2 separate regions of the Homo sapiens genome follow, and region 2 is linked to region 1. Evidence: chromatin loops called from intact Hi-C (ENCODE). Cell type or tissue: heart right ventricle. All regions are shown on one strand. Links, peaks and the distances in the headings refer to the core of each region. The heading gives the core; the rest is flanking DNA.

The links. Hi-C counts contacts between places; a loop is a spot of excess contacts. Peaks named below come from ENCODE experiments on the same cell type or tissue, not always from the same donor. Only the 100,000 strongest peaks of a DNase experiment are listed, where the experiment ranks them.
Region 2: it touches region 1 in a loop (8-fold over the local background); 5 of 110 quality-filtered maps call a loop at or near these places.

Annotation. Positions count from the first base shown.
Region 1 is chr7:136,346,918-136,349,835 of GRCh38, reverse strand. All of the region lies in intron 4 of LOC105375523 (a long non-coding RNA gene), which reads right to left. Among named protein-coding and RNA genes, the nearest start is that of MTPN, 370 kb to the right of the region's middle. In heart right ventricle, for the core only: no CTCF peak of the experiment used is centred there; a DNase peak (open chromatin) is centred at 1,155; H3K27ac peaks cover 1,288 bases.
Region 2 is chr7:136,036,165-136,039,082 of GRCh38, reverse strand. It overlaps a transcript of LOC105375523 not described here. Among named protein-coding and RNA genes, the nearest start is that of MTPN, 60 kb to the right of the region's middle. In heart right ventricle, for the core only: no CTCF peak of the experiment used is centred there; no DNase peak of the experiment used is centred there; H3K27ac peaks cover 1,642 bases.

The DNA.
Region 1 (2,918 bases), core at 120-2,619:
GAGGTTGCAGTGAGCCGAGATCACACCATTGCACTTTGCACTTCAGCCTAGGTGACAGAGTGAGACTCCGTCTCAAAAGAAAAGAAGTGGGCCAACCAGATGATGGCTGCTGGGGCCACCAAATCATAAGGAGAGCTAACATGTCACTGGACGGCATCAGAAACACAGTGCCAAATCTTCAGGGCTCCACATATATCTTTTAATAACTGGCAAAATGTAAATTGCTTCTACTTCTTTCAAAGTCAAGAGCTTTAAATAAATGTGTAAAGAAAACACCCATCACACTTGCCACTGAGGCCACTCCTTCCTGGTGAGTATTTCAACAATGATGTGCCATGCTATAATCCCAACAGAGTCACTCTCAGAATTAGCTAGAATTCAGAGGCCAGGTAGGAGACAGCACAGGGCTGCCTACAGACATAAAGCACTGCTTTAATTTTACAAATGTGTATGGCACCAGGTGACTCCCAAGAAGTTATTAGGAGCAAAACAATTGCACATAATAAATGCCTAACATAAACAAAATGATAGCTAAAAGTTATCATTACATAAAATATATATAATTCCTTGTTTTGAAGTTTCAAAAGGTTCATAACTTTTATTAGTGGAAATTTAGTTTTGACTTTCTACAGTAAATTCAGTTGAATTTAGTTCAACTATGTACTGAACAAATATTTAAAGAACAAAAGCTTGAAAAAGAACCACCTGGATGCCTGTATCTTAATGGAGTCCTAGGTCTCATTCATAGGCCAGCAAGTCTTTTTGCATATTCAGCCTCTTGCAGAAACTCCAATCCTCCTCAGATTTCTCCAAGATGTTTCTGGAAATCATAAGAGCAGTCTCTGGTGTGCTCTCTGACTCAGCCCTCTTGCTTGACACATGGTATAGGCCATTTTATTCCTCCCCTATCTCTGCTGTCTACGGATCCAGTTTCCTGTCTCTGCCAAGACCAAAAGCAGGAAATCTACTGCTGGCGCCCTCCAAAAGCACGACCCTCCATACCTGCCAAGCACTGCTGAGAATGCCAGTACCTGCCAAGGTCCGCATCAGGCTGCCAGTGGCCCATGTCAAGAAGACTGACATTTACGCAGAGGGCAACTGTGCCCGATGTTCTGAGCCCTGTTATCTATGCTAATTTCCTTGCCTCTTGCCCTAACAAAAGCTGCTGGCACTGTCTTGTGTTGTTGTGCGATGTTCTGGCATAAATGCTGCTGATGACATTCTCAGTGGCCCAACCCTTTTAGTATTTCCTTGGTCATCCATTGTTCCTCTGTTCCTGCTAATTGTGACATGAGTCCACCACAGGTCTGGCCAGAAGATGCTGAAGTAGTGGATACCATGTATTCCAGAGTCACTCCCTATCATCATTGAACCTGGCTGTGCCCTTTCATTTACCCATAGGTGGACGTTTGCCCAACTAATGTAAACAGGAGCTCAAATCCTGCTCCAGCCTAAGAATGGGGACTGGAGTGCCAGAGCTGAAGGCAGAGATACCATTCAAGGTCCCCTGGCATGGAATCTGTTTTCTCCCTGCAGCGAGGACGTGACTGTGCAGATGCTGAACCAGTGAGGCCAGATTATGGTAAACTCTCCTTTAAAAGAATGTGGGCAGATTGTTAGTGTACATTTTTCTGGAATAGAAATATAGGCCTGACTACTGAAGGGAAGGTGTAGAAGAAAGTGGCTTCTTTTTGGACTCTGTTGTATTCATCCTGTACTGAACATGCCATAGGCAGCAGTATTCCTTTTAGAAGACCATGGACAAAGAAATGCCACACACAAATCTACTGCCTCTCCTCCTGCTGCTGTCAGTATCATCAGCAAAATAAATCAGGAACAGACAGCATGCTGGTGTGTGACCTCTTCCTTCCAATCTGATCCACAGTAGCTACGCTAAGAGGAGACAGCAGCTTCCCAAGTAAAGGCAGAATTGGGAACCAAGAGGACAGTCAAAAGCATCAGTTCCAAGAATATAAGCACAGGCTAACCCAAGTCTAAAGCAACAGCTTTGTAGCTTGCCAGTGTGATAAGCCCTCCACAGCCCCTCTGAGCTTGGTGGCTCAGCCACAGAACCTCTCAGATGGGAGACTGTCCTTCAAACAGCCTGGCAGAAATGCTGCTCACTTGTTTTTGAAGAGAATGAATCCATGCACATAAACATCCATGCACATTTCCCCACCCTTGCAAATGGGGCCATTTAACTAATTCTGCCCAGTGGACAATGATAGAAAAGACTTGTGTTCCACCTGAGCCACTTATTTAAGAAGAGATGACCGGCTCTCCAGCTCTCTTCACCTCTGCCATGGTGACTGCAAGGGGTAGAAAATGAGACACTCTTGCTTCCTTGTGTCTGGGTGAAGAGTGGCTGTGTGATGCCCAACCCCCACCAACCACAACTGGTGAAGTGAGTAAAACATAATCCTTTGTTGTGTTGAGTTGTTATGATTTGGGGATTTATTTTTTACAGCTTCCTACCTGATATGGTTTGGCTGTGTCCCCACTCAAATCTCACCTTGAATTGTAATAATCCCCACATGTCAAGGGTGGGGCCAGGTGGAGATAACTGAATCACAGGGGCAGTTTTCCCCATACTGTTCTCATGATAGTGAATAAGTCTCATGAGATCTGATGGTTTTATAAATGGGAGTTCCTCTGCACAAGCTCTCTTGCCTGCCCCCATGTAAGACATGACTTTGCTCCTCATTCACCTTCCACCATGATGGTGAGGCCTTTCCAGCCATGTGGAACTGTGAGTCAATTAAATCTCTTTCCTTTATAAATTACCCAGTCTTGGGTATGCCTTAATTAGCAGCGTGAGAACAGACTAATACACTATCCTTTCTAACACACTTACATTTCACTCAAGAGATCTTGCCCGCCTTGTAATAAACACATTTATTTCCCTGGCTCTTTTGTTC
Region 2 (2,918 bases), core at 105-2,604, 310 kb after region 1:
TCTGGGTTTGGTCATATGGCCAGCCTTGAAGCAATCTCTTTAGCCAGGATACTTTGATGCTATGATGGGCCTATGTCACATTCTCACCCTTGGAGTCAGAAAAATGAGGTCAGCTCCACCTGATATACATGGACTAAGGAGAGTAGTTCTCCAAAATGAAGTTGGGGTATGCGATAGTTCATTTTATTGTCATTTTTACTGGCAACAACTCAGGTACTCAAATATGTGGCCCAACAGTATTCTAGACGTTTCTGTGAGGTATTTTTTAAATGAGGTTGACATTTACATCAGTAGACTTTGAATAAAGTAGATTATCCTCCATAATGTGGGTGAACCTCATCCAATCAGTCAAAGGCCTAAGGAGAAAAAAACTGATCTCCCCCAAGAAAGAGGGAATTATGCCAGCAGACTGCCTTCAGGCTTAAGCAGCAGTATCAACTTGTTCCTGGTTCTTCAGCCCGCTGGCCTGCCCGGCAGATTTTGGACTTTCTGGCCCTCCACAATCACATGAGTCAATTCCTTAAGATGAAGAGATATATATATATATATATATATATATATACACATATATATATATACATATATATATATGCATACATCCTCTCTGCTTCTATTACTAGATAGAAAATTGATAGACAAAGAAAATCTACTCAGTGATTGATAGTTTTACTTTAAAATCTACCTACTAAAACAATCAGTTCTATATTAAGTGGTAAAATAGGACACACGTGTCCATAAACTCTCAGTCACAAAAGCCCATGCAAGGGTAAAGGCATGATTCATCCAAAGTGATAGATATAGTTTGGATGTTTGTGCTTTCCAAATCTCATGTGGAAATGTAATTTCCAGGCCAGGCACAGTGGCTCAGGCCTATAATCCCAGCACTTTGGGAGGCCAAGGAGGGCAGATTATTTGAGGTCAGGAGTTTGAGACCAGCCTGGCCAACATGGTGAAACCCTGTCTCCACTAAAAATACAAAAATGAGCCAGGAGTGGTGGCGGGTGCCTGTAATTCCAGCTACTCCGGAGGCTGAGGCAGGAGAATCGCTTGAACCGGGGAGGCGGAGGTTGCAGTGAGCTGAGATTGAGCCACTGCACTCTAGCCTGGGCAACAACTCTGTCTCAAAAAAAAAAAAAAAAAAAGCAGACATGACATGTAATCTCCAATGTTGGAGCTGGGGCCTGGTGGGAGGTGGTTGGGTCATGGGGGCAGATGCTGCCTGAATTGCTTGGTGCTATCCTTGTGATAGTGAGTGACTTCTTTTGCTGAGTTCACATGAGATCTGGCTGTTTAAGAGTGTAGACAGTGAAAGCCCGTCTCTACTAAAAATACAAAAAATTAGCCGGGCGTGGTGGCAGACACCTGTAGTCCCAGCTACTCGGGAGGCTGAGGCAGGAGAACGGCATGAACCCGGCAGGCAGAGCTTGCAGTGAGCCGAGATCGCGCCACTGCACTCCAGCCTGGGTGACAGTGAGACTCCGTCTCAAAAAAAAAAAAAAAGAGTGTAGAACCTCTCCCCTCTCATGCATGCACTCCCACTCTCACCATGTTACACTGCCTGCTCCCACTTTGCCTCCCACCATGATTGGAAGCTTCCTGAGGCCTCACCATGAGCAGATGCTGGGGCCATGTTTCCCGTACTGCCTGCAGAACTATGAGTTAATTAAACCTCTTTTCTTTATAAATTGCCCAGCCTCAGGTGTTTCTTTACAGCAATGTAAGAACAGACTAACATAGTGATTAAATAAGTACTTATCTTTGAAATGCAGTTTTCTATTTTATTTCAGACATAGAAGATAAAGGCAGTCTAGAGGCTTCACCAAGCCAGGAAGAACAGACGTGGACTAAAAAGTGACTCATGGATGACAAAAGACCTGTAAATAGCAAAAGCAGCTGATGGCACCACAGAAGCTGATACAGCTGACAGGATTCCCAGCCAGGGCTGAGGGCTCAAGTAACCTCTAAGTATACTGAACTTGCCCTCAGGATTCTCAGAGTTAGCGAGGAATGCTTGTAAGAGATTTTAGGAAACTTTCAACTATTTATTCTTCGGGTTTGTTGTTGTTGTTTGCTTGAAAACAGGATCCTTTTACTAAACTACAGCCAGCATATCTTAGCAAGTGAGAAAATTGATATCAACATTTGGGTAGCATGGGAATTGATTTTTCTTAGGTCTTTGGATAGGGCACACACTACTTTAAGTGAAACTATCTTAAAAATGAATCCAGGTCATTTCAATCTATGACACAAAGGTTATACCATGAAGCTTACTATAAAGCTTTTTCTAAAGGGCAGCTGGGAAGATAACCAACATTCTCCACCTACCGTAAATAACTAGCAATAATAATTTTTAATATTTCATACAGACTGCCTTTCACTGAGGCACAACAACTCTTTTTTAAATAAAAGCAACAATTTCAGGAATTTTAAGTTACTGGCCTTCTAGTCACATCACCTTGCAGTCCAGTCCGTACCAAGAAAAGTTGACATGCTGGTACCATGCCAACACCACCTAAACAGAGCTAACTTCTCATAAAACCTCCCTGAGGAGGCAGAGAGTAAACAGTTTAGATTTCAAACTACTCGAGTGAAACATGCTGCTTACAAAGAAAATATAAATAGGGAACAGAGATGATGACAAAGCAAGTCATAAAAACTAGTGCAACAAACCTAACTTGAAAGTAATTTTCCTTTACTGATATTGTTTGACTATATCCCCACCCAAATCTCATCTTGAATTCCCACGTGTTGTAGAAGGGACCCGGTAGGAGGTAATTGAATCATAGGGACAGGTCTTTATTGTGCTGTTTTTGTGATGGTGATTAAGTCTCACGAGATCTGATGGTTTTAAAGAATGGGAGTCTTCCTGCTCAAGCTCTCTTCTCTTGTCTGCTACCATGTGAGACATGCCCTTCACC